Linked DNA regions of Homo sapiens: region 1 is linked to region 2. The links are chromatin loops, found by intact Hi-C in ENCODE. Cell type or tissue: IMR-90. All regions are shown on one strand. Links, peaks and the distances in the headings refer to the core of each region. The heading gives the core; the rest is flanking DNA.

What was found. Hi-C counts contacts between places; a loop is a spot of excess contacts. Peaks named below come from ENCODE experiments on the same cell type or tissue, not always from the same donor. Only the 100,000 strongest peaks of a DNase experiment are listed, where the experiment ranks them.
Region 1: it touches region 2 in a loop (2.1-fold over the local background); 10 of 110 quality-filtered maps call a loop at or near these places.

What each region holds. Positions count from the first base shown.
Region 1 is chr20:38,978,984-38,994,731 of GRCh38, forward strand. It overlaps DHX35 (DEAH-box helicase 35), which reads left to right. Exons shown (of 22, transcript NM_021931.4): 4 at 4,716-4,793; 5 at 9,830-9,934; 6 at 12,471-12,532; 7 at 13,373-13,442. Among named protein-coding and RNA genes, the nearest start is that of DHX35, 25 kb to the left of the region's middle. RefSeq lists an enhancer at 9,029-9,148. In IMR-90, for the core only: no CTCF peak of the experiment used is centred there; a DNase peak (open chromatin) is centred at 6,828.
Region 2 is chr20:39,028,839-39,044,586 of GRCh38, forward strand. DHX35 (DEAH-box helicase 35) reads left to right here. Exons shown (of 22, transcript NM_021931.4): 20 at 1,866-1,937; 21 at 5,368-5,479; 22 at 9,661-10,883. The coding sequence ends at 9,705. Among named protein-coding and RNA genes, the nearest start is that of DHX35, 74 kb to the left of the region's middle. RefSeq lists a silencer at 13,774-13,974. In IMR-90, for the core only: no CTCF peak of the experiment used is centred there; DNase peaks (open chromatin) are centred at 7,393 and 8,283; H3K27ac peaks cover 2,714 bases.

The sequences.
Region 1 (15,748 bases), core at 2,816-10,815, 51 kb before region 2:
TGAAAATCACTTGACTTTAAATGTGTGGATTTACTTCTGGATTTTCTGTTCTGTTCCATTGGTCTGTGTGTCTGTTTTTATGTGAGGACCATGCTGTTTTGTTTATAGCTTTGTAACGTTTTTTGAAGTCAGGTAATGCCTTCACACTTGGTCTTTTTTTTCACATAATGTATTGTTGGTTTTTTTTTCCAGTTCCATAGATGCTAGTATGTGAACATAATTTACCAATCCCCAATTGATAGACATTTAGGTTGTTTACAGTTTTGTATTATCACAATGATGCAGTGGAGTCAGTTTGCACATAAATCATTTTGCACACATATAGATATTTTTATAGAATAAATAAAATACTTATGGGGTTGCTGGCTCAAAACACATGTGCATTTGAATTGAATTATTTTAAGGAATTGCATTTTATTATAAACTTTTTAAAAATAGGAAATACATTTACATAGTACAAAATTCAAAAAGAACAAAGGAATAAATGGTGAAAAGTTAATCTCCTAAGCTTTGCTGTTGAAAATGACTAGATCATTGTAATAGATTGTATTATTGGTCCAAATATCTGCTACCCCTCTTATGGAGTATTCCCTTTTCTCCTAGCCACTCAGTTCCCCGTACCTGAGACAGTCACTGTTTCCAACTTATTGTGAAGCTAAATTTGGGCTATGATCTAGGAAAATTGGAATGGCTGAGGAACTAAAGGTTACAGCAAGGATACGGAGCAGGTTTTTCTCTCTTGTTAGATTTATATAGTACCTTTCCTTGGGAAAAAACAATGTGCAAAAGCACTGGATACTTAATAATTTTGAAATTCTACAAACTATATGTAGAACCTAGATGATTTTTTTTTTTTTTACTAGAGTTCTGTAAAAAAAAAAAACAAAAATAAGGGCTATGAACACAAGCTCTTCTTAAGTACAATTTTTATTAGTACTGTTATTGGTGGAGTTCTTCCTAATTCTGTCCTTTAGCCAGAAGCCCAGATTTGGTGATCCTTAAAAAGAGTGGAGAACTCAGATGGACTTCAGCTACGTTTTAGTGATCTCCCTCCGTGACTCTCCACTGCCTCTTGACGTTAGCACTACACCTGCTTTTTCAGTAGCTTTAAATTTCCACCTCTCAGCAATCATAAGCATGCCATAGAAGTCTGAATCACACAGGGTATTGAGGTGACTAGCTTTATGGACAGGCTTATTTTTATGGAAATTGTTTTTCTTTCACTTAACACTACTGCTAAGAGATTGGCTATGTGTGTTTGAAGTAGGATAATATGTTGTGTTCTGTTTATGTGTCATGACTTTGGTTTGCTGAGCTTGAAGTCCAGGATACAGATTTTTATTTGTTTCCTTGGACAAATTATGTGGCCTCTTTGTTTCCTCATCTGTGTATTGTTGATGATGATGTTACCTTCCTTATAGAATTTGTTTTGAGGATTAAATGGGTCAATGCATATAAGGCACTCAGTACAGTTCCTGGCACTTAATAAGGTACTCATTGACTCTTAGCTATTATTCTTATAGTTCTGTTTTTTTTTTTTTTGTATTTGTGTTGATTGGGGTGGTTGGTAGTATTTTGTATATGTATTTAATACAAGATAAACTTTATAGTTTTTATAGCAAAAACCCTACATTATCTTCAACCCTTTGTTTCTTACAGTCATTTTCTAAACTTTATTTTTAACTACTTTTAGACTAATAGAAAAATTGCAAAAAACAATACAGAATTCCCTTATACTCTTCACTACTAGTGCAGAGATCGAAAGCAGGCCATTAACATTGGTACAATAATAGTAATTAGACTATAGGCCTTATTTAAATCTCATCAGTTTTCTTACTAAGGTTCTTTTTTAGTTCTAGGATCCTACATTGCATTTAGTTGTTGTTTCTCCCTAATCTTTTCTAGGTTGTGCGAATTCCTCAATATGTCTTCATCTTTCATGAACTTGACACTTTAAAAGACTAATGGGATTTACTTTGTAGAATGTTCCTCAGTTTGGGTTTATGTCATGTTTTCTCATGATTAGAAGGAGCTTATGTATTTTTGGCAAGAATACTACAGAAATGATATTGTATCCTTAGTGCATCATTTCAAGGGTTCATAATGTTGATATGTCTTGTCACTGGTAATAGCAACTTTGGTCACTTGGTTAAGGTTCCAGCTTTTGCCTGTGAAACTACTGTCTTTCCCTTTTTAGTTGATATGTATCTTGGGGGACATATTTTCACACTGCAAATAGTCTACTTTTCTTCCAACTCTCACCTACTAAGTTTAGTATCCCCCTCAGTGGATCTTGTCTGTAGCAGTGATGATTTTCTTTTCTCCTCTTTCCCTCTATCTTTATTAAATGTAATTTTCTGTAAGGAAGAACTGTGCTTTCTTCCTCACTTATTTCTTAGATTATTTGCGTGTATCAATATGGATTCATAGATACTTATTTTTTTCTATGTGTTAAAGCCCAATACTGTCATTATTTATTGTGTTGCTCAGATTGTTTCATCTTTGAACATTAGAAGCTCCTTCATTTTGGCTCCTGTTTTCTTTCTAAAGCTTTCATTTTTTTGACCGCTTCCTTACTTTCTAGTACTACAAGATGTTTCAGGCTTGTCTTATATTTTTTCCTACACAAGCCCTGGTTCCTTTTATTGGAGAATGATGTTTAGAAATCATGATCTGGGGCCGGGCGTGGTGGCTCACACCTGTAATCCCAGCACTTTGGGCGGCCAAAGTGGGTGGATCACCTGAGGTCAGGAGTTTGAGACCAGCCTGGCCAACATGGCAAAACCTGGTCTCTACTAAAAATACAAAAAATTAGCCGGGCATGGTGTTGCATACTTGTAATCCCATCTACTAGGGAGGCTGAGGCAGGAGAATTGCTTAAACCCAGAAGTCGGAGGTTGCAGTGAGCCGAGATCACGCCATTGCACTCCAGCCTGGGCAACAGAGCGAGACTCTGTCTCAAAAAAAAAAAAAAAAAAAAGAAATCATGATCCGGATGCTAGAGTGCTCATTGCTACGAGATGTCATTGCTGAGTCTCAGTGAGCAGACTTAGGAAATATATGTATGAATATTAAGCCATACATTATAAAAACATCTAGCTATCTGTATCTGTCTATCCATCTATATTTTAAACACCATGAGTTTATGCAAATGCTTCTGATTCCAATCTAATACCATAGGGCTCTTTTGAGCCTTTCTTTATTTATAACTTCTCTGCAACAATGAGAAGCTTAGTCCTTATCATCTACAGTATATTTGTGGATTCATTAAAATAGTTTCAGAATTGCTAACTTGTAACCTTGTTTGGATATTTACTAACTAGATTACAGCATTTATGTACAGTTCTTTCTGTCTTTAGCCTTACAACATACAGTCAAGATATATTTTTCCATCATTCCTTAGGTAAGTTCTTTTCTTCTCCACCCCCTGCAGTGTGGTTATGTTATTCATTTGTAGTATAGAAAGGGTCATCTGTTAGTGTTTATATTTCCTTTAGGTTTCCCTCCACATCCTGGTTGGTTTTATTTGTCTTCTGGGTGTTTAAAAAGTATGTGAAACATGCATGGCTGTGATTCTCAGAGTCAGAGCTACACAAAAAGATCTATTGAGAGCATTGACACGCCCTCTTTATCCCTGTTCCCCTCCCTCCATTTCCCCTTCTTTCTACACCTTTCCCACCCATTCCCTGTAGACAACCATTTCTTAGTATCTATATTATCCTTCCTTTATTTCTTTTGAACACATGAGCAGGTACACGCAGTAACTTTTAAAATCTTTTTTCTATTGTAGAAGTAATACATGTTCATTGTAAAACTATTAGATGTTAGAAAAACATGTAACTGATAACCACTGTTATCCGTATTGGATTTTAAGTGCATATAATCAAATAAATACATAGATATTAAATAAGTAGGTAACTCAGATAAATACACTTAATCAAATTTTTTTTTTTTTTTTTTGAGACAGAATCTCTCTCTGTCACCCAGGCTGGAGTGCAGTGGCAGGATCTTGGCTCACTGCAACCTCCACCTCCCAGGTTCAAGCGATTCTCCTGCCTCAGCCTCCTGAGTAGTCACGATTACAGGCATGTGCCACCACACCCACCTACGTTTTTATATTTTTGGTAGAGACGGGGTTTCACCATGTTGGCCAGGCTGGTCTTGACGTCAAGTGATCTGCCTACCTCAGCCTCCCAAAGTGCTGGGATTACCGGCATGAGCCGCCGTGCCTGTTCAATCAAATTTTATATATGTGTACTAATCTAATGGTGTATAGTCATATATATAAAATCCAGTTGTTTTATTTAATATGGCTGAAATGTGTTGTGTGGTTGATATTTATGTTGAGCCATCTCTATATGTGCTTAAAAATTCTTTGTTCTACAGAGTTAGCACTGTTTTGAGTGACCTGTGGATAATTTTTTGTTCCCTGAGGCATCTGTAGTACATGGTGATTTTCCAGGACTGGGGTGTCAGAATGCTGGAATTGCGCCTTAGTTCTTCTGTTGATCAGCTTTGATGTGAACTTAAGTAAATCACCTAACATTACCAAGCCTCAGATCCTCCATCTGTAAAATAATTCCCAAAGTTCTGCTGGGACAAGAACTGTACTTTTTCCTTTCTTAGTGATTTTAACACAATACGGGAGCATCTTGGGGGAGATTGCTCTGCAAAAGTGGTATCATATGTATACTTAGATGTGATTTTGTTTGTAGTACCTTGCAGAAGCCGGCTGGACAGCTGAAGGAAGAGTGGTAGGAGTGACCCAGCCTCGAAGAGTGGCTGCTGTTACAGTGAGTTTCTTTTTGTGTTGGAAAGATTCTATCTGTGTTGTCTACATTTGTGATTTGTTTACATTTCCTAAAGGCTTTAAATGAATAGAAGTTGCTCCTTAAGAGTTTAGGTCTTCAGTTTTTATGTTTTTTTTATTTTTATTTTTTTCCTCAGACAGAGTCTCACTCTGTTGCCCAGGCTGGGGTGCAATGGAGCTATCTCAACTCACTGCAACCTCCGCCTCCTGGGTTCAAGCAATTCTCCTGCCTCAGCCTCCCGAGTAGCTGGGATTACAGGCATGTGCCACTACGCCTGGCTAATTTTTTTATATTTTTAGTAGAGACGGGGTTTCACCATGTTGGCCAGGCTGTTCTCAAACTCCTGATCTTGTGATCTGCCTGCCTCAGCCTCCCAAAATGCTGGGATTACAGGCATGAGCCACTGTGCCTGGCCAGGTCTTCTGTTTTAAAAGAATTATGATTTGAATATTTTTGTTAAATTGATCCTGCACATTATGAACGTTTTAAACAATAAAGTGCTGAGGAAATAAAAAAACAATATATTTTTAAAACCCCAAATTTCACCATCCAACATAAACAATGTGAACATTTGTGAACATCATTCCAAGCTTCTCCTAAAGATGAAGATGAATGGTTGACTGGCTGGATAGAAATAATTTTATAAAAATGAGATCATATTTAATATTTATTTTTTATTGAATTTAACAAAATAGGAAACTTTAGTGAAATAGGAGTAGCGACTGTACTTTGGATAAATGTTCACCGCAAGATAATTTATTAAAGCTTGAAAAGTAAGAAAAAAGAGTACAAAAAAATTCAAGATGTTACCTATATTTCAAATTACGCCTTATAGTTTCCTGTTATGAAAGAAGAGGAAATTAGCACATGTATTCTTCTTTCCACCTTCCCTTTCTCCATTTGTTGTAGATACAGTCCTGTCATTTTCATTTCAAGATTTATAATATACATGTTCTTAATCATAATTCTCACAGGTGTTTAACCTTAATTCTAGCTTGAATGGATTCATTACTCATCATTAGTTATTTTCTATGGTTTTGCTAACCTTGAATTGCTTGTTTTGCTTTTATTTCTTGTATTGGCTGAATTTTATCATTCAGCTTTTTTTTTTTTTTAATATGCTTGAGAATGTTCAGTTGTGGTTTTTGTTGATATAAAATTCTTGATTCACACTGTCCCTGCAAACTGCAGACTTTGCTCACTGCCTTTTGGCGTTGAGGATCACTGTGTAGAAGTCTGAGCCACCATAAGTTTTTTGTTGATAGTATGTTTGAATTCTTTTGTTGTTTTTAAATTAGCTCTGAGAGATTGGGTGTGGTGGCTAATGCCTGTATTCCCAGCACATTGGGAGGCCGAGGCAAGAGGATTGCTTGAGCCTAGGAGTTTGAGAACAGCCTGGGCAACATAGCAAGACCCTGTCTCTACAAAACAATTTTTAAAAAAATTAGCTGGGCATGCTGGCACCTGCCTGTGGTCCCAGCTACTTCGGAGGCTGAGCCAGAAGGATCTCTTGAGCCCAGGAGTTAAGGTTGCGGTGAGTTATGATCGTGTCATTGTACTCCAACCTTTACCCTATCTCCAAAAAAAAAAAAAAAAAAAAAGGCTTAAAGAAAAGGAAGTAGGGCCTTTAGTTTGTGGCCTTTACCTGGACAAACAATTAATTCTATTTCCCCAAGTTATTTTTGTTCTGTACTGAGTTTTAATTATTGTGTCGTTGTTTTGCCCAAAGTTCATTTTCTAATGGTGTTCAATTAAGAAGTTATACAGTTTTAGAAGTTATGTGTGTGTGTGTGTTGTGTTTTTGTATGAAAATGGGGCTAACAGTTTGGAAACCAAGTTGCAAATGCTGCTGGAGTTAATCTTTTTTGTCACTAAAAGATGACTCAGTTACCTAAAATTAGAACAATTTTTCCTGTTTGTGGTTTGGAATCCCAGCTCTTAATCAGTTTGCATCTTAGTTCCAAATTTGTAGCCATGGATAACTTCCATGAAACCACAGCTTTCTCTTGAAAGAGCAAAGAGCATGTAATATATTAATAGAGCTGTCAAGTTTGAAATGCTACATCTCAGAAAGTACTTTATGTGCAGACTAAAATCTGCAAACAATCTCAGAGCCTAAAAACAGATTGCATAAGCTGTTGCTTGATCTCTGTGAGAGGCAATTAGTAGTGAGTATGCTTGTTGAACTCATGTGGTCTGGGTTTGACTTCAAGACCAGGTAGGTCCTCCCTGACCTGTGATTCAGAATAAGCTCTAACACCTGTCTTATTTCAGTTTCCTCATTTGTAAATACAACAGTGTCTCGTCTACCTCATGGGCTGTGTGTCTATTTAATGAGATACAAATTTGTGAAAGCTTAGAGCACAGCACTTGCCAGTAGTAGGTGCTCAGTGATTTTTTTTTTTTTTTTGGTCTTTTACCTCCCTTTCCTTTTGGTCTGTCAAAAAGATAGTATTTGTCCAGTCTAGTTGATGAGGTTATTGGGAGCAGAACTAAAGTGATAGAGATAAAAATCTATTAAAAAGCCAAGAGAATATAACCTTGTGTGATTATAAATAATAAAAATTTAAAAATAGAGTTTGAAAATAAAAATACATACTTTTTATAGCAAATGTATTCAAATAGTGAAGGAGTAAGAATAAACAGGTTTGGCTTTTACCTTATAGACCCATAAAATGATTATATTTTTACAGAGATTTGTTAATTTATGCTCATTTTTTTAAATTTAAAATTTTTGTGGGTACATCGTAGGTGTATATATATTTATGTATGCTCATTCTTATAAGCCTATTTTCTCCATAAGTTCCTAGTATCTCTATGCACACATTCTCTACCTGTACCATATTCTGAGATTTATAATATAACGACATGTAGGGTTGAAATTGGAACAGTAACAATAACAAATCTGTCCTGGTGAAATGCTGGTCATTGGGAAATACAACCACCAGAGGCAGAGCAATGTAGGATAACTTTCTGGTTTCATAAGACGTTTTGAAAGCCTACATGATATAGACCAGCTGCCAGATGATTGATTTGGTTTTGGCCTCCCCATTCTATAATTTCAAGTCACCAGGCAGAGCTGCTTCTGATCCTCATCTGCTCTTCAGTGTCTTAAACACTGATGGGCAGGAAACGCCTGGGTGTGCCTAGCTCAGAAGCTGAGGGCAGGGAGCCTCTGCCCTCCTGAGCCTGGGGCTGCTGGGGTGGAAAGGCTGGAGCAGTAAGCTCTGTCTCAGGACACCACATGTGCCAGCCATGTTCTAAAGTCAGGACTTGGGAACTGCGTGGGTGCTGGGGAGGTTGTCTCACCTGTGAAAGAGGGAGACTGAACTCCTTCCTTCTGTGGGGATTGGTGTGCTGGGCCCTGGGAAATCTCTATTAATATTGCTTCCCTTTGGTTCTTTTCATTTAGGTAGTTTATGTGGTGGTGAATACTAAACTTTCTTTTCTTTCTTTTTTTGTTTTTTGACACAGTCTCTTTGTCACCGAGGCTGGAGTGTAGTGGTGTGACCTCGGCTCATTGCAACCTCCACCTCCCCGGGTTCAAGTGATTCTCCTGCCTCAGCCTCCTGCGAGTAGCTGGGATTACAGGCGCATGCCACCATGCCCAACTAACTTTTTGTATTTTTAGTAGAGATGGGGTTTCACCATGTCGGCCAGGCTGGTCTTGAACTCCTGACCTCAGGTGATTTGCCTCCCAAAGTGCTGGGATTGTAGGTGTGAACCACCGCGTCCGGTCCTATTTTCTTTTAAATTAAACTAAATGATATTCATTATTGCTCTTCCACTTTTATGCTTGTTCATTCTTTTAAATATTTTCTATTAATAAGTTAACTTTTGAATAGCCTTCTTGGGGGAATGCAGAGATCTTGCTGTTGGATTCATTTTTCTCTTTCCTGCATTCATTTTTTATTTGTTATGTTTTGATGGATGAAATTTTGTCTATAGTTTATGGTCTTCATAATGTATTACATATTTTGTCTTTCACTTTATTATGCTACCTTGGATTTTTTATTGATCTTCTCATCCACTCATCTGCCCCCTTTGTTTTAAACCTGAGTTTGTCTGTATTTCCCCTCTCAGTGGCTTTGGCAGCTGGGACACAGTTGTGAACTGTTTCAGGTATCTCATTCTTGAAACTTAGCTTTTTGCCTTCGATGAGAAAATGAAACTGGCCCAGCTTTGAATATGGTAATTCCTGTTCTGCCTTCATGGTCCCGGGGGATGGGTTTTCTTTTCGAGCGTGGAGATGAAAAGTTGTCCCTGGTTAGTGTGCCCTTTGTTTAGGAACAGGGTGAATCTTGTCATTTCTTTTACTTTCCTTTTTGCTTTGGCCACCAAATTTAGAGCTGAATTTGTGGCTCAACTTGAATAATTTTGGCATATCTATGTTTAACATTTTCTCATTGGCTTTGATCTTTTGAAATTTTTTCTGTAATTTTTTGGATCTTGATCCGTAACATTTTTATGTGATTTTGTTTTTCATTGTGTATGTTCTTATAAGTTGCCCCAAGACCATTATAGAATGAAGTGAGATACATAAGTTAATAATTGGCTGGGTGTGGTGGCTCACGCCTGTAATCCCTGTACTTTGAGAGGCTGAGGCGGGCAAATTGCTTGAGGTCAGGAGTTTAAGACCAGCCTGGCCAACATGGCGAAACCCCATCTCCACTAAAAATACAAAAATTAGCTGGGCCTGGTGGCGCTTGCCTGTAATCCCAGCTACTTAGGAGGTTGAGGCAGGAGGATTGCTTGAACTTGGGAGGTGGAGGTTGCAGTGAGCCGAGATTGTGCCACTGCCCTCCAGCCTGGGTGACAGAGTGAGACTCTGTCTCAATAATAATAATAATAAAAATTGCAAAAGTTATTATGCTTGTTCTCTAATAACTTGTCTCTTTTCATTTTTCATTGTGTTCACATACTATTTAAAATATAAATGACCTTTAGATTTTCCATAGTATGTGCGCTGTGCAGTAATTTCTATGTCTCTATTTTCAGCATGATCTTTCTTCCCAAAGGTTGCAGGGAGAGTAGCTGAAGAAAGGGGTGCAGTGCTGGGCCACGAGGTGGGCTACTGCATCCGCTTTGATGACTGCACCGACCAGCTGGCCACGAGAATTAAGGTAAAGTGCTCAAGCTGCTTTTCCTAGTGGAAATAAGGAAGAAGGTTATTTTGGGAGAATTAAAAACATGTAGTCCTTGCTGCTGTACAGGACATTGATACCATGGCAGAAAGTGAAGAAAAGTATCCTGACATTCAGAGACTTTAGTCAGCTAGGAGACAGAGAGCTCTTCCTTTTTTCTTTTTTTTTTTTTTTTTTGAGACAGAGTCTCTCTCTGTCACCCAGGCTGGAGTGCGGTGGCACGATCTCTGCTTGCTGCAAGCTCCGCCTCCTGGGTTCACGCCATTCTCCTTCCTCAGCCTCCCGAGTAGCTGGGACTACAGGCGACCGTCACCACACCCGGCTAAGTTTTTTTTTTTTTTTTTTTTTTGTATTTTTAGTAGAGACGGGGTTTCACTGTGTTAGCCAGGATGGTCTCAATCTCCTGACTCGTGATCCACCTGCCTCAGCCTCCCAAAGTGCTGGGATTACAGGCGTGAGCCACTGTGCCCGGCCGACACAGGGCTCTTTCAAAGAGTCCTGCAATCTTATCCCAGAAAGGAGCTTGGAAGTCAGGTTTAGTCCTTGATTCCAAAGATGAAGAGGTTAAGGGCTTGGAAGGTTGAATGACTTGCCTGATATTATATGCCAATCAGTGATAGGACCAAGACTCAAAGCTGTCTTTTCTTATGTGTATTTTATTGTATTTTCACTGACTCAAATAGCAATCGAAATATAGAAACAAGCCTGTAAAAGGCTTAAAAATAGAGTAGTATAAGTTGATGAAGTGTAGAATTCATGAATGTTGTTTCACTAATTAGTACTTTTCCATTTTCATATGAAAATGGATTTTACATGTGTGTTCTTTGGCCTTGTTGCTAATGTTAAAATAATTAGTATCAATAGTAATCAGTGTATAATCAACTCAACAGGGTGTGTACTACCTACCACCGTGCTAGAATCAAAGTCTAATCAGACAGTGCAATAAAACAGTGAATGAAAATAATCTGATGAAATGAAAATTGATTATTAGAATCTCAGTTACCTCTTAATTTGCAACAGAGGAAAATTGAAAATCAGATGAGCTGAATGACCAATGTAGTGATTTGTAAAAATGTAGACCTTATTTTCCAGATTGCCATATTTTGTTATATTCATTTTGCTAGGTGAAGGGAATATTTTTCTGTACCATCAAATATATTTGAACTAGCTAATTTTCAGTGGTTTGCATAACCATGAAAACCTTTGAGCCGTCCATAAAAACCTTTTGTATTCCATTTGGTCACAATTTCAAGGTGCTCAGTTCTCGACTGGTGATTTGTCATTGGTGGAAGTTCTCACTACGTATGTATGTGGCAGCTAGTACCAGGTCCAAGAAAAATATGATGGCAATGCATCCTGCTCTTAAAACAAAAAAAGTAAAAAACACCTAAGATACAGCATGCAAGGGAGATGGTTTAACCTGAAAACAAATTCAGTACGTTAAGAAGGCTGTTACTGTATGTGTCTGAAGCATTTTATAAAGATTCATTAATCTGAAATAATATTAGCTGACTTTTCTTAAACACTACTCTGTCCTAGGTCCTATGCTAAACGCTTTACATGTACAGTCAGTCCTCTGCATCCTGCGGGTTCTGCATCTGTGGATTCAACCAACCTTGAATTGCTAATATTACAAAATAAAAATAAAAAATAATGTAAATTTAAAAAAATACAGTATAACAACTATTTACATAACATTTACATTGTTTTAGTCATTCTAAATAATCTAGAGATGATTTAAAATATATGGGAGGGTATGCATAGGTTACATGCAAATACTATGCCATCTTATATAATGGACTTGAGCATCTGCAGATTTTGGTGTGGGTTGGGGGGGTTTCTAGAACCAACCCCACAAGGATACCGAGGAACTACTATACTATCTTATTTATTTTTCACATTAACTTGGTGAGGTAAATACTTTGATTACCTCATTTTACAAATGAGCAATCAGGGACAGAGAAGATGAGTAACTTGTCCAAGGTTCACACAGCTTAGTAAGAGGTAGAGCCAGGATCTGAACTCCCAGCAGTCTGACACCATAGCCCATGTGCTTAACCATGATCCTATCTAGAGTCTGTAAAATAATATTAATTGAAGTTTAAGTTAATAACCTCAAGAACTGCAATCTATAGTCTTTGGGACATTTGAAGAGCAATTATCTTACACTTAGGGTGTTTCTTTGGGCAGATACCAGTTAGTCTTCACTGCCTCTTTATCGATAGTACTGGTGGTGCAAGCCCAGAGGAAATGGGGCATAGCTGATGTTCCCATAATAAAGGCAAGTGAAATTCTGCTCAAAGATTTGCAACTCCAGCTGAGGACCCTGTGTTTAAAGCCTTTTGTGAACAATTACATTGCTTGATAACGAAAATATGGGGGCATTTTCTCACAGTCCTTTGTGGGAATTTACTTGTACACATGCTGGCAAAGAGGTTGCACTTGAACTTAAAAAATACCATTAATATGTAGTGTAAGTGAATTATTTCTAAAGCTTTGTGTTTTTATTTTTTAGTTTCTTACTGATGGAATGCTGGTCAGGGAAATGATGGTTGATCCGTTGTTAACAAAATATAGGTAAATGTGTTTTTCTTATGATAGCTTTCCTAGTTTCCAAAGTCCCCAGGTAGACGGAGAAGCAGGTGTGTTAGTAGCTGGGATTCACGTCTGTGTTCAGCTGCCCCAAAGCTTTTCTCTTGACCTTGGCTGTTGGGACCCTTGGTGTTTTTCTCAGAATTTAAATAGTATGGCCCTTTACAGACACTCAAAAATGGGCACATTAAAATTCCTATCATTACTTAGTCTGGTGACTTGTCCTTTTTATTTTGCCTTGTCACACTCCAGTATTGATGGTGACTGCAGAGAACTAACTGCCCTGTGTTAAATGTAATATACAGAGTCCAAATAATTTTTTATCACTTCCCCCTCTTTGTCTATCTGTCTGTCACTCACAGCATTAAAGCTGTCCTACCTAGGCTCTGGTGTTCTCGAGGAGAGTGTCACATTTGACCCCCTGGCCCACGTGTGTCACAACTGTAGTCAGCTACCTCTTTGACTGTTGTTATAGCTTAACAGTCTTCAGATGGTTGGGCTTTGTTCTGATTTTTATGTGTTCTGTGGGGTTATAGGTTGGTTATGTTTTCATTTAAAATCAGATATTAAATTCTGTTGGAATTCAGTGTGGATGGTAAAACGCTTAAAGATAACAATAGTACACTTTTTAAAATTCAGGTATGTTAATGTCACCGTTTTTATTAACCTAAGAATTGCCTCATTGTCAAAGAAGAGTGACTTAGGTTTACTTTTGATGCAAAGTGATTGTATGAGGACTAAATACCCAGAAGCTCTTTGATGGTCTAGATGAGATGATGTGTGGCTTTTTTAGAGGCTCACTGAGAGCTTCTCTTTGATTCTTAGTGTCATCATGCTGGATGAAGCCCACGAGAGGACCTTGTACACTGACATTGCCATTGGCTTGCTAAAAAAGGTATGACTTCACTGCCAGCTTTTCATTGTGTGTGTTTATTTTATTGCCTAATTACAAAAGCAACTGTAGCAACTTGGAAAGTACAACAAAATACCAAGGAAGAAAATTAAAATCATCCATAATCCTACCCATTCAGAGAATATCAGTGGTAGAATGTTGGTATATTTTCTTCTCTTTTCTGTGTGTGTGTGTGTGTGTGTGAGTGAGTGTGTGTGTACTTGGATCTGTTTTGGCATACTAGGGATTGATTGAATTATATATACTAATTTGTATCTTGCATATTTCCCTTAACATTACATTAGGATCATTTTTCTGTGTCATTTAAATATTCTCTGAAGATATTATTTTTAATGGCTATTTAATCACATCTCTATCATAAAGTATTTAACTTCCCCTACTGTTAGCAATTTATATGGCTTGCAGATTTTAAATATTATAAATACTGTTGTAGCAAGCACCCTTGTAATTGAATCTGCTGCATTTCTGTTTATTTTCTTTAACTTTTTATTATTAAGGTTTCATACATATCCCAAAGAAGTGTATAATGACCCCCATGTACCCTTCATCTGGCTTCAACAATTACAACTCACAGCCAATCTTGTTTCAATCTTAACCTCCACTCTCTCCTCCCTTCCCATATTTTCTGATTGTTTTCTTTGGACAGATTCCCAATTAGAGTCTAGAAAGAAGTGGTAGAACAGGGTGATTAAGAGCATAGGCATTGAGTCAGACTACCTGGGTTCAAATTCTGGCTTTGCTGAGTTTACTCATCTCTAAAATGGGGAAAATAGTAGTCTCTATATCTGTGCTGGTATACTTTCCTTTATGGTAGCCACTAGCCACCTGTAGCTATTGAGATAAAAGTTAATTAAAATAGAAGAAAGTAAAAAAATTCAGGTTCTCAGTCACGTTGGCTATTTTTCTTTTCTTCTCTCTTTTTTTTCTTTTTTTGAGACGGAGTTTTGCCCTTGTTGCCCAGGCGGGAATACAATGGCGTGATCTTGGCTCACCGCAACCTCTGCCTCCCAGGTTCAAGCGATTCTTCTGCCTCAGCCTTCCCGAGTAGCTGGGATTACAGGCATTTGCCACCATGCCTGGCTAATTTTGTATTTTTAGTAGAGATGGGGTTTGGTTCCTCCATGTTAGTCAGGCTGGTCTTGAACTCCCAACCTCAGGTGATCTGCCTGCCTCGGCCTCCCAAAGTGTTGGGATTACAGGCGTGAGCCACTGTGCCCGGCCACATTGGCTATTTTTCTTTTCTTTTTTTTTTTTTTTCACGTTGGCTATTTTTCAAGGGCTCTATAGCCACAGGTGGCTAGTGGCTTATGCATCGGACAGTACAAATAAGGAAAGTTTTCATCATTGCAGAGAGTTCTTTTAGACATAGGTACTGTATATTGTGATTTGTTATGAAGCTTAAGTAAGATAGCAAAAAACTTTTAGGTTGGTGCCTGGCATAGGGTCACAGCTAGACTGTGAGGTTCTTTTGTGCAAATTAGAAAAAGATGTTCCCTCTGGGAGGATGTCTAGAGCTAGGTGGGAGGCAGGTGGACCGGATTGCTGAAGCCCCTAGCCCCCTCAGCCAGGCATCTTTGCACAGTGGGTACACTGTGTACCTGTATGCAGGGCCTCTGGGCTAGCACATAAGTTAGTCTGTATTAGTTGTTATTATTATTATTTTCATTGTTATTTTATTCCATTGCCAAAGATTTAGATTTTTTGATACTTTAAGGGAATTATTGTACCATGTTATTACCTTTTTCAGGAACGGTATAATAAGAGGGCCGATTTCACTGAATCTTTGCCAACACTGAGTATTAGCCTTAAAAAAATAAATCCTTGCCAATGGGATAGATGGGGAAAAAAAAATCTCATTGTTATTATATATCTTAGCTGTAGCTCATTTGGTCACTTCTCCAATGCCTGTTGATTATGTGTTTCTTTGAGTAACTGTTAATATCTTTTATCTCTTTTTTTTTTGCCATATTTCTGTCTTGGTGTTATCATTTATTGTTTGTTTGCTTTTAATATACTTTTTCATACATAGATTCAAACTATCTTGAGACCCAGGTGTCAGGAAAAAATGGTTTTATTCTCAGTAAATTCAAATTTGGGTCTTAAAGCTTCTTTATAGTTTTTATAATTTAAAAAAATTTACTTTGGAAAATTGCATACATTTACAAAATTGGAAGTAATAGTGTAATGACCCCCCCCCCCCTTTATTGACAATTATTAATTTGTAGTCAGTCCTTTCATCTGTAAGCTCCCTTACCTCCTCCTCAGGCAAAAAAGAAAAAAAAAGACAC
Region 2 (15,748 bases), core at 4,077-12,076:
TGGCTAGTTTATTATGTCTTTAGAGATCTGCACGACTGAAGTCCCCTCCCACCCTGGTATAGTGTGGCCACGTCTGGTGTCTTTGGAGGTAGCCAGGTGTTTCTCATGTGCTGGATGTGCCTCCTGCTACATAACCTGATTCTTCCAGTTCCATTTTCTAGGCATAGGAAATCACTCATTGATGCCTTCCTAATGGTCTTTACTATATTCAAATGCAGTGAAAACTAAGCATAGCTTAGGCATACTGTAGCCTGTCAGTATCATGATTCTCCAAACTAATCATTCCAGTGCTTTGAATTGTTACTTTTATTCTGTCTTTTCTGTCTTTGGCTCATTTTAGTTTCATAACCTCAGTGTAGCCTCCTAAAAGTGTAGCTATCATCATTTTCTGTTCTTTAATAAGAGAACACTCCAAAGAATTTCTCCCCAGCTCTTCTATGTATTATTTTGTCATTAATTTTTTTTCCCAGAGAAAATATTACTGCCCTGTTATCTTGAGGTCAGCCAAGATATCCCTTGTCCTGGGCTCCTGTTAATGAGTCCAGAGTTGCACTGAGCCTTTTTTAATTTTGACAGCCAGATCTGCTCCATCTAGTATCCTAGTAGCCGACTGTTGGAACTGCAGGATAGCACTTTACAATGATCTCTAGTATGTTCTCTTTGTTACTCCAGGCATGTTGTAGCCTGTCAGTATTGTGATTCATTTGCCCATTGTATGAGCTCACCTCCCCACCCTGAGTTGTCTGTATTTGAGGCAACTTGTCCATGTGGAGGCGACCCCCACGGTGGCCCGAGATCTTCCCTAAGGAGTGCTGCCAGCTTGTCATCTTGATTGCTCCTACTCTCCTGGAGAGTTAGCAATTTTGACTAGCGTTTGGAAAATTCTTTTATCAGTGTCCTTAGCAACAATGTGGGCTACCTAAGAGGTTCCAGGCTAATCATTCCTTTGAGACAACATTTAGTGTTGATCAGCTCACCACCCCCTGGTAGGACAGCCCAGGACCCCAGGACGCTGGCTTTATTACAATGCCGACGAGGCATTCCGTCACAGCACTTGAAGCACTTCCCCCAAGAAACAGATCATTCTACTGAGTTGGAATTGGAAGTACTATTTCAGAGAAATTAATAGTCCAGTATTGAGCTTTTTTTTTTTTTTTTGAGATGGAGTTTCGCTCTTGTTGCCCATGCTAGAGTGCAATGGGGTGATCTTGGCTCATCGCAACCTTTGCCTCCCAGTTTCAAGCGATTCTCCTGCCTCAGCCTCCGGAGTAGCTGGGATTACAGGCATGTGACACCACACCCAACTAATTTTGTATTTTTAGTAGAGACAGGGTTTCTCCATGTTGGCCAGGCTGGTCTTGAACTCCCGACCTCAAGTGATCTGCTCGCCTTGGCCTCCCAAAGTGCTGGGATTACAGGCATGAGCCACCATGCCTGGCTGTGAGCTTTCTTTTTTCATTATCGTTACGTCCCCCTATAGTCATTATCTTTAGTATTTAACTTTGCTTTTTAGATTATAGAAGAAATCACATGTATTATTTCCATTCCAAAGGAAATTGTTTTGAAAGAGCACCTGCAGAAGATACACATAAACATAGGCAGAGCATTTTATTCCTAAATGTTTTTTCTAAGTGTCCGCGTGTTGCTTTTCTCCTCTTCGCTTTTTCCACGTGATTTATTCTTGACTTCTGGGGTGGCAGCCAGGAGAGGGATCAAGAAAGGTTGCAAGAGAAGATGGAGATAATTGTTTTGCTTGTGACGAGTTCAGTCTGCATGCTTTTTTGGTAATATTAAAAATATCTGTGGGAAAGTCTTGCTATAAGTATTTAAAATGTGCTTCAGACAAAATTCTTCTATGTTCCAAGGACCATCCGTGATGACCATGAGCTGCACATACACCCTGCGTCAGTCCTCTATGCAGAGAAGCCGCCTCGCTGGTAAGCTCATCCTGCTGCTTAGCCTGTGCCTGCTTTGAACAGGGCCATGTTCTTGTTTTTCTCCTGTACATGTTTCTTGACATCGCCTCTAGAATTGCTGCTCTGGGCCGGGCGTGGTGGCTCACGCCTGTAATCCCAGCACTTTGGGAGGCCAATGTAGGCAGGTCACCTGAGGTCAGGAGTTCAAGACCAGCCTGGCCAACATGGTGAAACCTCATCTCTACTAAAAATACAAAAATTAGCCAGGCGTGATGGGCACGTCTGTAATCTGAGCTACTCGGGAGGCTGAGGCAGGAGAATTGCTTGAACCTGGGAGGCAGAGGTTGCAGTGAGCTGAGATCACACCACTGCACTCTAGCCTGGGTGACAGAGTGAGATTCCATGTCAAAAAAAAAAAAGAGAATTTCTGCTCTGGCAAAGAGCTTCTTAAGCAAACAGTGATATTTGTCTACTCACTCATCCACTCAGCAAACGTTCATTTTCAACCACTGACTGGATGCTTAGCCCTGCATGAGGCACAGCTATGCAGAGATGAATTGGGATCCCAGCTCACGGTTCTTTTTTTTTTTTTTTTTTGAGACAGAGTTTCGCTCTGTCGCCCAGGCTGGAGTGCAGTGACGGCGCTATCTTGGCTCACTGCAACCTCTGCCTCCCAGGTCCACGTGATTCTCCTGCCTCAGCCACCTGAGTAGCTGAGACTATAGATGTGTGCAATCACGCCTGGCTAATTTTTGTATTTTTAGTGGAGATGGGGTTTCACTGTGTTGGCCAGGCTGGTCTCCAACTCCTGACCTCAGGTGATCCACCCACCTCGGCCTCCCAAAGCTCTGGGATTACAGGCATGAGCCACTGTACCCGGCCCCAGCCCACAGTTTTGACATAGGGACAGACACAGAGTCAACTACCTTAGGGGAAGGGCTTTACTAGCAGCATGGATGAAGTGCTGGGCTCAGCACATCATGTGCCAGTGAGAGTCAGGGCAGGCTTCATGGAGGAGATAACATTCATTCTGAACCTGGAAACAAGAGTGTTCAGTCAGAAAGGACCCGGAGGGTATTCTAGGTAGAGAAGTAGCAGGGGCAGAGCCATGGAACATAAAGGAACCTCATGCGTTTGGGAAGTGGGGAATCATTGGTATGGGTGGCCCATGCAATGGTGCTGCTCTGTAACACTGCCTAGGAAGAAAGAGGTAAGCACAGAAGTCTAGAGTAGGCCTTTAGACATCTTTATAACATTTCAATGGTTAAGTTTATGTTTGTCCAATTTAATAATAAAAATTGGGGGCTTATATTTTTCTTGTTTACAATTTCATTTTTCTAGAATTCATTTATATTGTATTTTACCAATAAAAAGTACTGATTAAAAGTACTGATCAACCATGGATTGGATTTTGTTTTTTTGAGACAGTGTCTCACTCTGTGTTTTTGAGACAGTGTCTCAATCTGTTGCCCAGTGGTGTGATCTTGGCTCACTTCAATCTCCACCTTCGGGGTTCAAGTGATTCTCCTGCCTCAGCCTCCTGAGTAGCTGGGATTACAGGTGCATGCAACCATGCCCAGCTAATTTTTGTATTTTTAGTAGAGACGGGGTTTTGCCGTGTTGGCCAGGCTGGTCTCAAACTCCTGACCTCAGGTGATCTGCCCACCTCAGCCTCCCAAAGTGCTGGGATTACAGGCGTGAGCCACTGTGCCTGGCCCAGATTGGAAATTTTAAAGACGACAACAACTTGTCCTTCTCCAATTGGAAGATGGAGAAGCCCTGGGAAAAAGGGTGGGGTGTGTGTGAAGAGAGGGAGAGAAGATAGCGGTAGATTTGAAGGCAAGAAAGTCTGTGGTCAAACACTTTGTACCCTAGAATTGCAGCTTTCAAAATGTGGTCTCCAGCCCAGCATCAGTATCACCTGGAAACTTGTACGAAATGCAGCTTCTCAGGCCATGCCAAGTCCCATTCAATCAGAAACTGGACTAGGGCCTAGGACTCCATTTTAACAAGCCCTCCAGATGTTTCTTTTGGGCAGTAAAGTTTGAGTTCTGTTTCCCTAGACCAAGGAATCGGATTTATCCTGTAGCCACTGCAGACCTAGAAGTTGCTTAGGTTGAAAGCACCTTGGTCGGTTCTGGGTTTAGAAATGTTACCCAGTGACCACACTAATGTGGTCAGGATACGCACACTCGTGTGCAGGATAATTTGAAGAGTGCCCACGCCTGTCATCTCAGCACTTTTGAGAGGCTGAGGCCAGAGGATTGCTTGAGGTCAGGAGTTCAATACCAGCCTGGGTGCCATAGCCAGACCTCAACTCTCAAAAAAAAAATGAGCCAGGCATGGTGGCACGTGGCTGTAGTACTAGCTACTCAGGAGACTGAGACAGGAGGATCGCTTGAGCCCAGGAGATTCAGGCTTCAGTGAGCCATGATTGCACCACTGCACTCTAGCCTGGGTGACAGAGCGAGACCCTGCCTTTAAAAAATTTTTTTTTTTAAATCAAGAGAGATGCAAAACCTCAATTTTAGATCCTTTTTTTGCTGACTTTTGGGTGGTTAAATTTGGGAGTTGCTTAAAGGAGAAAGGCTTTTCTTTTTCTTGCTTCATTCCTAAGGAGCTCTGAAGGGCAAAGAAAGGTTGGGGAAATAGAGCCAGCCTGAAGCCATGCCATACCATTCAGGTGGCAAAGAAAGTGCCCCCCAGTCACGGCCTCTTTGCAGGGGGGGCCCTTCTTTTTCCTTTGATCAGCTGAGATTCACTTACTGGTTTTTGAGGGGTGGGGAACCACAGTATGGCTGGTATGTTTATAACATGGGAAGCCCTGAATTAACACTTTGGATGTTTCAGAAACTGATATCTACTCATATGCACACCTAAAATCAGGGGACTGGATGTTATGCTCTTGGCTCTTCGGTTGTCTATTACCTGAGCCTTAGAAACATTTTTTCCCTTAAATAAAGGTATAATTTATTTACAGTGCAAGATGAGTTTTGACAAATGTGTATACCCATGTAACCTGGACCCACATAAATTATACAATATTGTTATCATTTTAGAAAATTCCTTTGTGTCTCTTTACAGTCAGTTCCCAGCCTCTTTCAGAATCAGGCAAGTCTTTGCCTCCATTTCTGCATTTTCTAATAAAGTCATTAGGCTCAGTTCAGAGTTCTGTAAATGCAGATGAAGGATCCAGAAAGGTCCTTCGCGGATAACTGAGATGTTCCAGAAGTCATTGAGGATTTAGAGTCTCATCTGAAAAATGGACACACCATTACCCAGCACTTAGGTCTTGAGGCTGTGGTGAGCAACATAAATGCATGTGTTTAGCACAGTGTCTGGCACATAGAGTAGAACCTGTTAAAGGTTAAAGGAAACAGCATGTCTACCTGTGGTTCCTGACTGTCATCACAAGAGGGGGAAATTAGCTCATGTTTCTTTCTCATTTCAGGGTCATCTATAACGAAGTTATACAGACCTCCAAGTACTACATGAGAGATGTGACTGCCATTGAATCGGCCTGGCTGTTGGAGCTGGCTCCACACTTTTATCAACAAGGAACGGTAGGAATGAACTGAGTCTGTGCCCCAGCCACCTGTTCACAGCCTCTCCATGTTTTTAAATGTACTTTTTTTCTCCAATTTAATGCCCTATGTGTGTTCCCCCTAGGGGTGCATAGGGTGGAAAGGCCATTACCATATCCCCAAAACATTCTGGGAAAGCACTCTAGCGTTTAATTCATAGTGAAGTGCAATTAAAAATAAATCCCCCTAATCTCATAAGAAAAAAAAGGTATCGCTTTCTCGCTTTCTTTCTCCTTTTGCTCTTCCAAACTATTTTTTTTTTTTTTTTTGAGACAGTCTCACTCTGCCGCCCAGGCTGGAGTGCAGTGGCACGATCATGGCTCACTGCAAGCTCCGTTTCCCGGATTCAAGCAATTCTCCTGCCTTAGCCCCCATGTAGCTGGGATTACAGGTGTGTGCCACCACGTCTGGCTCATTTTTTTCTTTTTCTTTTTTCTTTTTTTTTTTTTTGTATTTTTAATAGAGACAACGGTTTCACCATGTTGGCCAGGCTGGTTACAAACTCCTGGCCTCAAGTGATCCACCCACCTCAGCCTCCCAAAGTGCTGGGATTACAGGTATGAGCCAGCAGGCCTGGCCTGAGCTAATTAAAAAAAATTTTTTTAGGGATGGGGTTTCACTATGTTGCCCAGGCTAGTCTCGAATAACTGGGCTCAAGTGGTGCTCCTGCCTTGGTCTCCCAAATTGCTGGGATTACAGGTGTGAGCCACCATGCCACCAGTTCGTTTTTTATTTTTATTTATTTATTTTTGGGACAGAGTCTTGCCCTGTCATCCTGGCTGGAATGCAGTGGCACAATCTCAGCTCACTGCAACCTCTGCTTCCCAGGTTCAAGTGATACTCCTGCCTCAGCCTCTCTAATAGCTGGGATTACAGGCGTGCGCCACCATGCCCGGCTAATTTTTGTATTTTTAGTAGAGACAGGGTTTTGCCATATTGGCCAGGCTGGTCTTGAACTCCTGACCTCTGGTGATCCGCCCGCCTTGGTCTCCCAAAGTGTTGGGATTACAGGTGTGAGCCACCACGCCCAGCTCCTTTTTTAAAAGGGTTACAGCCCTGTGCTGTTTGTGGCCTGAAAATACTTGCTTTACATATTTTGCCCAAGTTTACTGTTGTTTACAGCAGAAGAGAAAGTCTGAAACCTTTTTCTCCATTAGGGCCAGAATTGGACTACACAATGTTTCCAAAGCGATATTTGAATTGATTGCCACATTGAAAAATTGGGAGATTTCATATTAAACATGAATTTCTGGTTTCTCTTGAAAGACATGTTTAGTCTGGCAACACTAGGCTTGCGTTCCTACGTGGTGGCATCACAGGGGCTTAGGGGTGGCTGCCTGCTGTTAGTGACATCGCCAGGTGCCGTAGTCCCATGTCACTTGCTTACTTGCCTGCTGCACTCTTGGAGACATTTGAATTTGTGACCCTGTAAATGGAAGGATCTCCTCATCTCTCCTGCTCCAGCAAAGTCAAGGGACATTGCCCTCTCAAAATTTTATAATATTTAATTTTTATGTAATCAAACAAAAACCATTTCACACCTTTATAGTTCTTCACACATCCCAATTCAGATATTTCAGCTGGAAAGCAGATCAGCCTGCAGGGACTGATAAAAATGCAGTGTGTGTTGTCTTTGCTGAATTAGGTTGATAAGAATAAACCTGGTGAAAGAAAGGCTTTTCCTTCAAAACCTCTCAGGTGGAAAGCAGCAGACTTCAGGAGTCAAGAGAAGGGATCAGAAAGGTAAACTAGAGGTTGAAAGAGGAATGGTGCAGTGGTCAAAATGCCTGTTAAAGTAAGAAGATGCAGACAGCCAGAGAAGGATAAGCCTGAAATTGTCTTGGATTCATTTAGACTCTTGGAAACAGAATTAGCCCAGAAGCTGAGTCATTTTCCCTTCTCAGCTCAAAATTCCAGTTTCTTTAGGTCAAACCCACAAAGTTAAAGAGCAAATAGCTTCAGAAATTTGAAGAAAATAACAAGCCCAAATTTCTTCATTTGTCTCTTCTCTCCAAATGGCTTTTTTATTTTTAAGCTCATCACCTCCACTGTCATCGGAGTATTTTTAGAGAGGCTGGGACAGACCTTTAGAAATCACCTAGTGCGGCCGAGCACGGTGGCTCACGCCTGTAATCCCAGCACTTTGGGAGGCTGAGGTGGGTGGAACACATGAGGACAGGAGTTCGAGACCAGCCTGGCCAACATGGTGAAACCCCGTCTCTACTAAAAATACAAAAATTAGCCGGGCATGGTGGCATGTGCCTGTAATCCCAGCTACTTGGGAGGCTGAGGCAGGAGAATCACTTGAACCTAGGAGGTGGAGGCTGCAGTGAGCCGAGATCACACCACTGCACTCCAGCCTAGGCGACAGAGCAAGACTGTCCCCCCAAAAAAAAAAAAAAAAAAAAAAAAAAGAAATCACCTAATACAACAACCTCATTGTATAACGATGGTCCCCAAACCACAGAGAAACTTGTGTTGTTTCTTAACTGTATAGTCCAAGGGCACTTCTACTATTAACTTGTCCAAAGCAGATTGATTTCTCAAAGAACCTCCAGATCTACAGGGGTTGCCCATGTATGGTAGATGTTCCTTTACTGAACACAGTGCAGCACCTCACAACCTTCCACAGCCCACAGATCATTCACGGCTCTGTTCCTGGCACCTTTGGAGACTTTCCATCACCACTGTTTTTCGGAATGTTGCTCTCACCCTGTGTGGAGGCCTGAAATGGTTCAGAGTCAGCTTTGTTTATATTCAACATTCTTCCCAGAAAAAAGCACCAAAAATGGCCCCACAGGCACAATGGCGTCATCTCCCATCCCCAAGCTAAGGCCGTGGATATCTAACATTAGCTGTAGGGGTTATATCAGGTGACGTGTAGAGAGAGAATTCAGAGAAATTCAGCAAGACCTACAGCTAGACAGGGGAAGAACGGGGTGACCTATTCAGAGATTTGCCTTCTGGCTTTTAAATTATTTTTCCTTATTCTCAGAGATATCTTCATTATTAGGGAAAACCCTTTTAACGAGGCCTTTGCAAGAGCCTGTAGTAGTCCTCCCTCAGGTGTAAGCAGATGGAAAGTCTGAGTTCTTGTAGCTCATTTATACCCGGGTCCTGTTCGCTCTGTTGTCTCTCACGTCATACCTGGTGGTGCGCTGTGTCTTCGTTCACGCCCTCCATTTTTTCAGGGCCTGCAGTTCTCTCTGGGGGCGATGCGGCTTGATGTTGTGGGGCCATGTGGCTGTGCTAAGTAGTGGGCACACCAGCTCCGGAGCAGTCAGGGTGGGCATTCTCATGTGAGGCTCCCACTGTGTGTTAGTTGGCACGGCTTAGGGATCTCTTGGTTATTGATGATTAGTAATGGGCTGTCGGGTATATCCCAGTTGATGAGTGGAGGGAGGTCTTTCATTAAAAGCTTGTATTTACACACTCTGCCTCAAAGGCATATTTAAGGATTTCTGCCACTTTTGGCTTTGCTTTAGAATGTAAAAAATACTTCATTTTCCAATCCTATTATCTGATGCCTATGATTAGAATATTGTGCTTCGTGTTATTCATAATGGTAGAAAGTGACATTTCTGGGGAAAAAAAAAAGTGTCACTAGGAGGTGTCCTTTCTGTTTTCCCAGCAAGCTTGTACCCTCCATGTGGGCAGAGGCCATATCTTTATCTCCATCCTTGAGCATGGGTACCTGGTGTGTTGAGACGCTTGGTAAATTGACTTCCTTGGTCCTAAAGAGAGGATAATTTTTCTTGACTATTGTCAGGAACTTCTTGGAGATTTGAGATCACTTCCAGACTGAGCCCAGTCTCCTGAGCACAGTTGTCTGGCTGCGGTGCTGTCCTCTAGGCTGGGGCAGAGGGAGAGTCGTGTCTCAAAAAGAAAACCTTTCCTTGACAGCTTCCGCAGAGCCCTGTATAACCAGCTTCAGCCGCTGTGGCTTGGGCCTCGGGTTGCTGGCGGCTGAATTCAGGTCGGCTTCTTCATTGGCCACTTGGGCTTTTTCCTTCCAGGCTGTTTCATGAACAGCTCAGCATTTACTGGGAAGGTGTGGACCAGATGGAAGATTTGATGTGGTCATTCATATGGGGATTATGTTGCAGTCTGGTTTCTTTGTCTAATCAACCCCAACTGTAGTGTCTTCTCTTCTGTTGCAGCACCTGTCTCTGAAAGCCAAAAGGGCCAAGGTCCAGGACCCGTGAGAGGAGCCCACAGCTACAGCTGCAGGGACTGCTGGCGTCCTCTCCTCCATGCTGCTGCCCCTGGTCCCAGGTGGGGTGAGCTGGCACCAGCTCCTGTGGAATGTTTGGTTGCTCTGAAGTGGGCTGCGGCCTGTTCATTAGTCCTTTCTTCCCGCTGCCCACAGCATTTGCATCCTTGCTGGGATCCTGGAGGACTTTGTGCATGGGCAGGCATCCTTCTGTGCTGCAGCGGGCAGAGTGGGAGTTGGCTCACTCAGCACGCTCACTAACCCAGCATGCCACTTCCAGCAGGCATGCAGTCCTGGCCCAGCTCTATGGGAAACAAGGAGGAAAGTTAGCCACTGAAGGCCAAAACACCATGTGGGGTGGACAGAGGGTTTGCTGGGCTGGCTTTGCTTTCCCTGCTGGGGCCACAGCTGTGTTAACCAATGAGGTCTGCTGCCAGGTGTGAACAAGCATGTCTCTACGAATGAACGAAACATTGGGGATCTCTGCCGAAACCACCAAAGGGCATGTCTGATGGGCACAGGGTCTCCCAAACCCAGTGGCTTCTGTCTGTCCTCAGCCCTTGTCCCTGTTTATCTGCAGCCAGGAGACTTGCAAGGGATTGGTGATTGACAGAGAGGACTCGTGCGCTGTTTTGTGTTAGCAGAGGATTTGTGTTTCACAGGTAGGCTTAGCGTCCTCTCAGAGTGTAGTGCCAGGTCCTGGTGCCACGCTAGCTGAGCACTCAGGAGAGTTCATCAGCTCAGATCCCACAGGGCCTCCTCTTTAGCAGGAATTCACAACAGTTTGGATGCCCTAAACTTCTGTAGCTCAGGAACATCACTGGTGTATTTGTTTTTTTGTTTGTTTGCTTGGGTTCTTGCAAGAGCGCGTGGGGACAGTTCTTCCAGCAGGCACTGGTTTTGTTGCCCCAGGGCTGCTTTGCTGTGATGATGATTGCATTTCAACACATGCCAGATGCAGATTTTTTCCCCCTTACTGTTTCAATGACCTTTATTTTAAAAACACATAGCTTGAAAATTTATTTTTATACTGATATTAGTTTGGATGTGCCACTTTTGGCACCAAACGTGTATGTCATTTTTATTTCCATTTTATAAACATGTAAATAATAGTGATAACTTGTTAATAATAGTAAACCTTTATACCTAAAGTAAATGTCTTCCCTCCCACACCTGGTTTTCGTGTCTGTATGTTAAGATGTTCTAATGAATTGTTCGAAGTGAGGGCCTGACATTAGCTAAGAAACTTAATGCTGTGGCATACAGCAGCTTTGGGATCTCAGGGACACAGGAAGCCCCCTAAAGCAAGATGATGTGACTGAATGACCTCAAGACCTGATTAGAGTAAACTGTGGGACATTTAAAAGAAGTCCCAAAGAGGTGCTAATTCTTGCCAGTTTCCAGTTGGGATCTTCCTGTAGAGAGGTCAGAAACATTATTTTTCAAGTTTGGCTTTAGGACTGGGGCTGATCCTAAAAAGCTTATATGGCGGTGGAAGGGGAAAGGTACAGGTTTCACACCCTCGGGTTGGAGACCAGAGTCCACTGGGAGCCCGGACAATCTGGAGGGAGCACCCAGAGGCAAGCCCGTCCCTGCATGCTGCCTCTACCCCTGGGCGCCTGATCCTGAGCACATGCTTCCCCTCTGTCCCTCCACCTCTCAGAAGGCAGCCCTCCCCAGGCGACACCCCCCAGTGTTGTGTCCTGTGTTATGTCACAGTCTGTGATGGGTGGGACAGGTCCTTGCTGTCCGAAGCAACTACAAAATCCTGGGCCCATGGGGAGGCCCCTTTACAGTAGGGTTGGTTAAGGCTGGGACCACACAACTCACCAGGGAGTGGGGCCCGGCCTGGGCGAGAGAGATGAGAGCTTTTGACTTTGTCTGTTGCAGGTCTGTGTCCCTGTTCCCATTGTCAGCCCACAGATGTGACAGCAGGGCCTAGTACCTCACAGACTGTCCCCCAGTACTTCCACAGAATTAGTCCCCTCGGGCTCCACACAGGTCTTCAGATACTGCTAGTAAAATTCCCCACAGCATTGCTGTGTCTTCCCTTTGGAGCAAGTGAGAGGGCAGAGAGAAGCTGGCGCTGGAAAGCATGGAGGCGGTGGTGCCCTGTAGGCCCAGAGATGGCAGCTTTCTGTGTTGGTGGCTTGCAGAGACCCTGCCAGTTTTCTGCCATAGCTGGCTTCCCCGGGGGTTGGACATTGTCGTCACAGGGAGCCCCTGGTTCAGCCAGTGCGCTGCTCAGTCCAGCCAGCAAATGTTGAGCCCTCAGGCCATGTGCATGGCACAGGGATGAGGCGGAGACACTTGACAACAAGTAACCAGATGAGTGGACCAGGATGGAGCTGGGCGCACGAGAAGGACAGGGTGGCAGGAGATGGCAGAGGTCCAGTAGGGGTTGTTAAGGCCAGGGCTGTATCCACAGAGACTTCCCCACGACAAGATGCTTTCCTGGTGAAAGGACAGACCGCTCTCATGTTCTTCCCTGGCCATCCCCACATTGCTGAGCATTTCATGTGGGCCATGAACTTGGAGAGCTGCCTAGTGCCCCAGCTCCATGCTCCCATCTCCACTGTTTTGTCCTGGTGTCAGCACAGCCTACTGCCAGTGCTGCTCCAGCTTCATGGGCTGGGCCCTGCCATTCAGTGCTGGGTTGTCCCCAGCACCCCAGCCCTGCCCTCAGCTCTGTTTTCCAGGGCCCGGCGCTGACAGTGTGGCTGACATTTCTCCTAGCCTGAGCAAGAATGTCTGCCGCTGACCAGACAGAGGGTTGGGTGGCTGGGGGAGGGAGGCGCAGGCCAAGGGGCCTAAATCTGGAAAACCGCAAGACTCCGTCCTGGAGCCACAAGACTGGATGTCTGGCAGTGAGGCCTGGGAAGCTGTAAGTTGTAAAAGCCCCATCTCGGGTGGTTCTGATGAAGTGGTGGGCTTGGGAATCCTGGGGACAGGAGTTGAAGATGTGAAGACATGCAGCCCAATGGACAGATAGCCCCCAGCGGGGAGATCAGAGCTTCGAGATCAGAGCGTCAGGTCTGAGTGAAAGCTGATAAATTGTTTCTTCACAAGTGTGCTTAGACCCCAGCCCAATTCCCCTTACGTGTTTCCCCAGAACACAGATCTGTGGGGTTGGGATTCTTCCCCAGGCAGGTTGTGGCAGCAGGCATCAATGTCAGCTCACTATGAATTTTCCTGAGTCTTGCAAAAATGAGGAATGTGTAGTAATGAGCATTTTATAAAGCTTAAGTTTATTCTCTATAAAAGACCATCCTTTAGTGTTTTTTATTTTTTATTTTTATTTTTTGAGTCAGAGTCTTGCTCTGTCACCCAGGCTAGAGTGCAGTGGCATGATCTCGGCTCACTGCAACCTCCGCTTCCCGGGTTCAAGCGATTCTCCTGCCTCAGTCTCCCAAGTAGCTGGGATTACAGGCACCTGCCACCACACCCAGCTAATTTTTGTATTTTCAGTGGAGACAGGGTTTCATTGTGTTGGCCAGGCTGGTCTCAAACTCCTGACCTCAAGTGATCTGCCTGCTTTGGCCTCCCAAAGTGCTGGGATTACAGGCATGAGCCACCTTGCCCGGCCATCCTTTAGTCTTTTCTTGGTGCTAAGATGCTTTTAGGAAACAATGGTGATAGTAGATGGTGGTTTTATTTTTTAATGTTTTCTTTGGAAAAATAAAATGTCAACAGTCGTTCATCTATCACCCAATTAAAAACCAATTCAAAATGATGAAACAAAAACTGATGTAATCCTCAAGTCTGGGAACTACTGGGTTGTGGCTGAGTGGGCCGGGCAGGGCATCTGGCAGCATCAGCACCAAGATCATCATTCTGGGAAGTGGATCTGAACTGCCAAGCACCCACCTGGGTTTCAAGTGAACTTTGGCGCCGCTGGAGGACATTTCTATCCCCTGGAAGAATTCGAGTTGGCAAGTCTCAGCCCCATATCCCTTTTTCACCTCAAGATAAGATCAGGTATTTTCCACTCTCCAATGATTCATCTGAATTTTCTCCTCAGCCTTCTAATTTGTGATGAAACAGGATGATGGAACTCTGGATTTCTTGTCAGTTTAATCTGTTTTTTTTTTTCTTTTTTTCTGAGTCATTGGAACTGGAAATAGCCAATCAAATAATTGCACAAACAGCTGGCTACTGTGGATGACCAGGTGGAATTTGCGTGGCAGACGGTCTGGAGAGGGCTTGTCCCTGGGTCCTCACAGTCATTGCTCCCTCCAGCAAGCAAGGATGACACGTTGACGTCTCTGGTGAATCCTGGCAGTGTTCCCTTTTGCACTCTTGGGTGGCATTGGACTTGCTGGAACAGGGCGTCTCCTTGCCTGCTTAAGTGCGGCCAAAGAGATTCCCAGCGCAGCGTTCCCCCAGGCCCTCTGGCACACATGGCCACCGCTCCCACTTGTGGGTTCTCCTGAAGGCAATGAGCAGGCTAGGGAGGCTGGGAGGTTCACAAGGGAGGGGTGGTGCAGGCACAGGATTTAATACCCCAGGATCTCCATAGCCAGGTGAACGACCAGCACAGGCTACTGCCCATGGCTTCTTGACCATGGCCTCATCAGTGGCTCCAAGTATGAACGTCCTAGCCAGGTTCTTTGCTGGCCTCAGCCTGATGGGCGGACCCATATAGGACCCAAAGGTCGCCTGAGTTCCTTTCTGCGTCCCCACCACTGCCATCAGCCTCTACATCGCCCTGGACCCCAGGAGAGCAGGAGCTGGCTGATAAGGCCTTACCAGCTCACCCTCAGGCTGTTTATTTTAGCCTCGTTCTCTGGTTGCTTTTCTTCCCCGCATTTTAGGCTTGTTCTGTTTTCAAGTGCGGTCTTCAGTTTGCTTGGTGTCTGCTGTCCCTGTGTTTTCCCTTTGCTGTTGTTTTTTTGTTTTTCCTCATGGGTATGCCTCACCCCTTTAATCTCCACCTCTCTGACCTCTGCATTATTTTCCTTTTTACTGCGAAGTTTTAAAAAGAATGCAGTCGTGTTTATTTTTAATGCTCTTCAAAAGTATTTTTTCCTCGACATTTATGTTAACGTCTTGGTCTTTTTTGTACTCTGCTTGTTTGTCTAACTATTATTTTGGACATTTGTTGTCGTGGTTCTATAAATATTTTCTTCTGTGATCTTCTTTTGTTTCTTTTTGTTTTGTTTTGATACAGAGTCTCGCTCTGTCACCCAGGCTGGAGTGCAGTGGTGCAATATGGGCTCACTGCTGCCTCGGCCTCCTGGGCTCAAGTGATCCTCCCATCTCAGCCTCCCCGGTAGCTAGTAAAGACGGGGTTTCTTAATGTTGCACAGGCTGGTCTCGAACTCCTGAGCTCTAGTGATCCACCTACCTCGGCCTCCCAAAGTGCTGGGATTACAGGTGTGAGCCACTGTGTCTGGCCTTTTCTGTGATTTTCATCTTCTACTTTAGTGTATTAGTTTAAAACTCAACAGTTGACTTCCCATTTTATTTTACTTCCTTTGCCCCCCTTCTCTTCATTTCTTTTTTTTTTTTTTTTTTTGAGACAGAGTCTCGCTCTGTTGCCCAGGCTGGAGTGCAGTGGCATGATCTGGGCTCACTGCAAGCTCCGCCTCCCGGGTTCACGCCATTCTCCTGCCTCAGCCTCCTGAGTAGCTGGGACTACAGGCACCCGCCACCGTGCCTGCCTAATGTTTTGTATTTTTTAGTAGAGATGGGGTTTCACCGTGGTCTTGATCTCCTGACCTCGTGATCCGCCCGCCTTGGCCTCCCAAAGTGCTGGGATTACAGGCGTGAGCCACCGCACCCGGCCTCTTCATTTCTTATTATGCTTAATTTGCTTTAGTGGTTGGCAAAAGGCCTACCTGTAGGTGTGGGAGCTGGGGGAAGGTATTCCAAACAAAGGATTAAATGTCAGGAATGTACAAGGAGCTCCTATAAATCACCAGTGAAAAGACAACTCCAGCAGAAAAAAATGGGCACAGGGAATGGAAGGCAATGTATAGGGGCAGACCCAACACTCCACCAAACCACTGAAGAGATATTCAAAGTTAGTCATC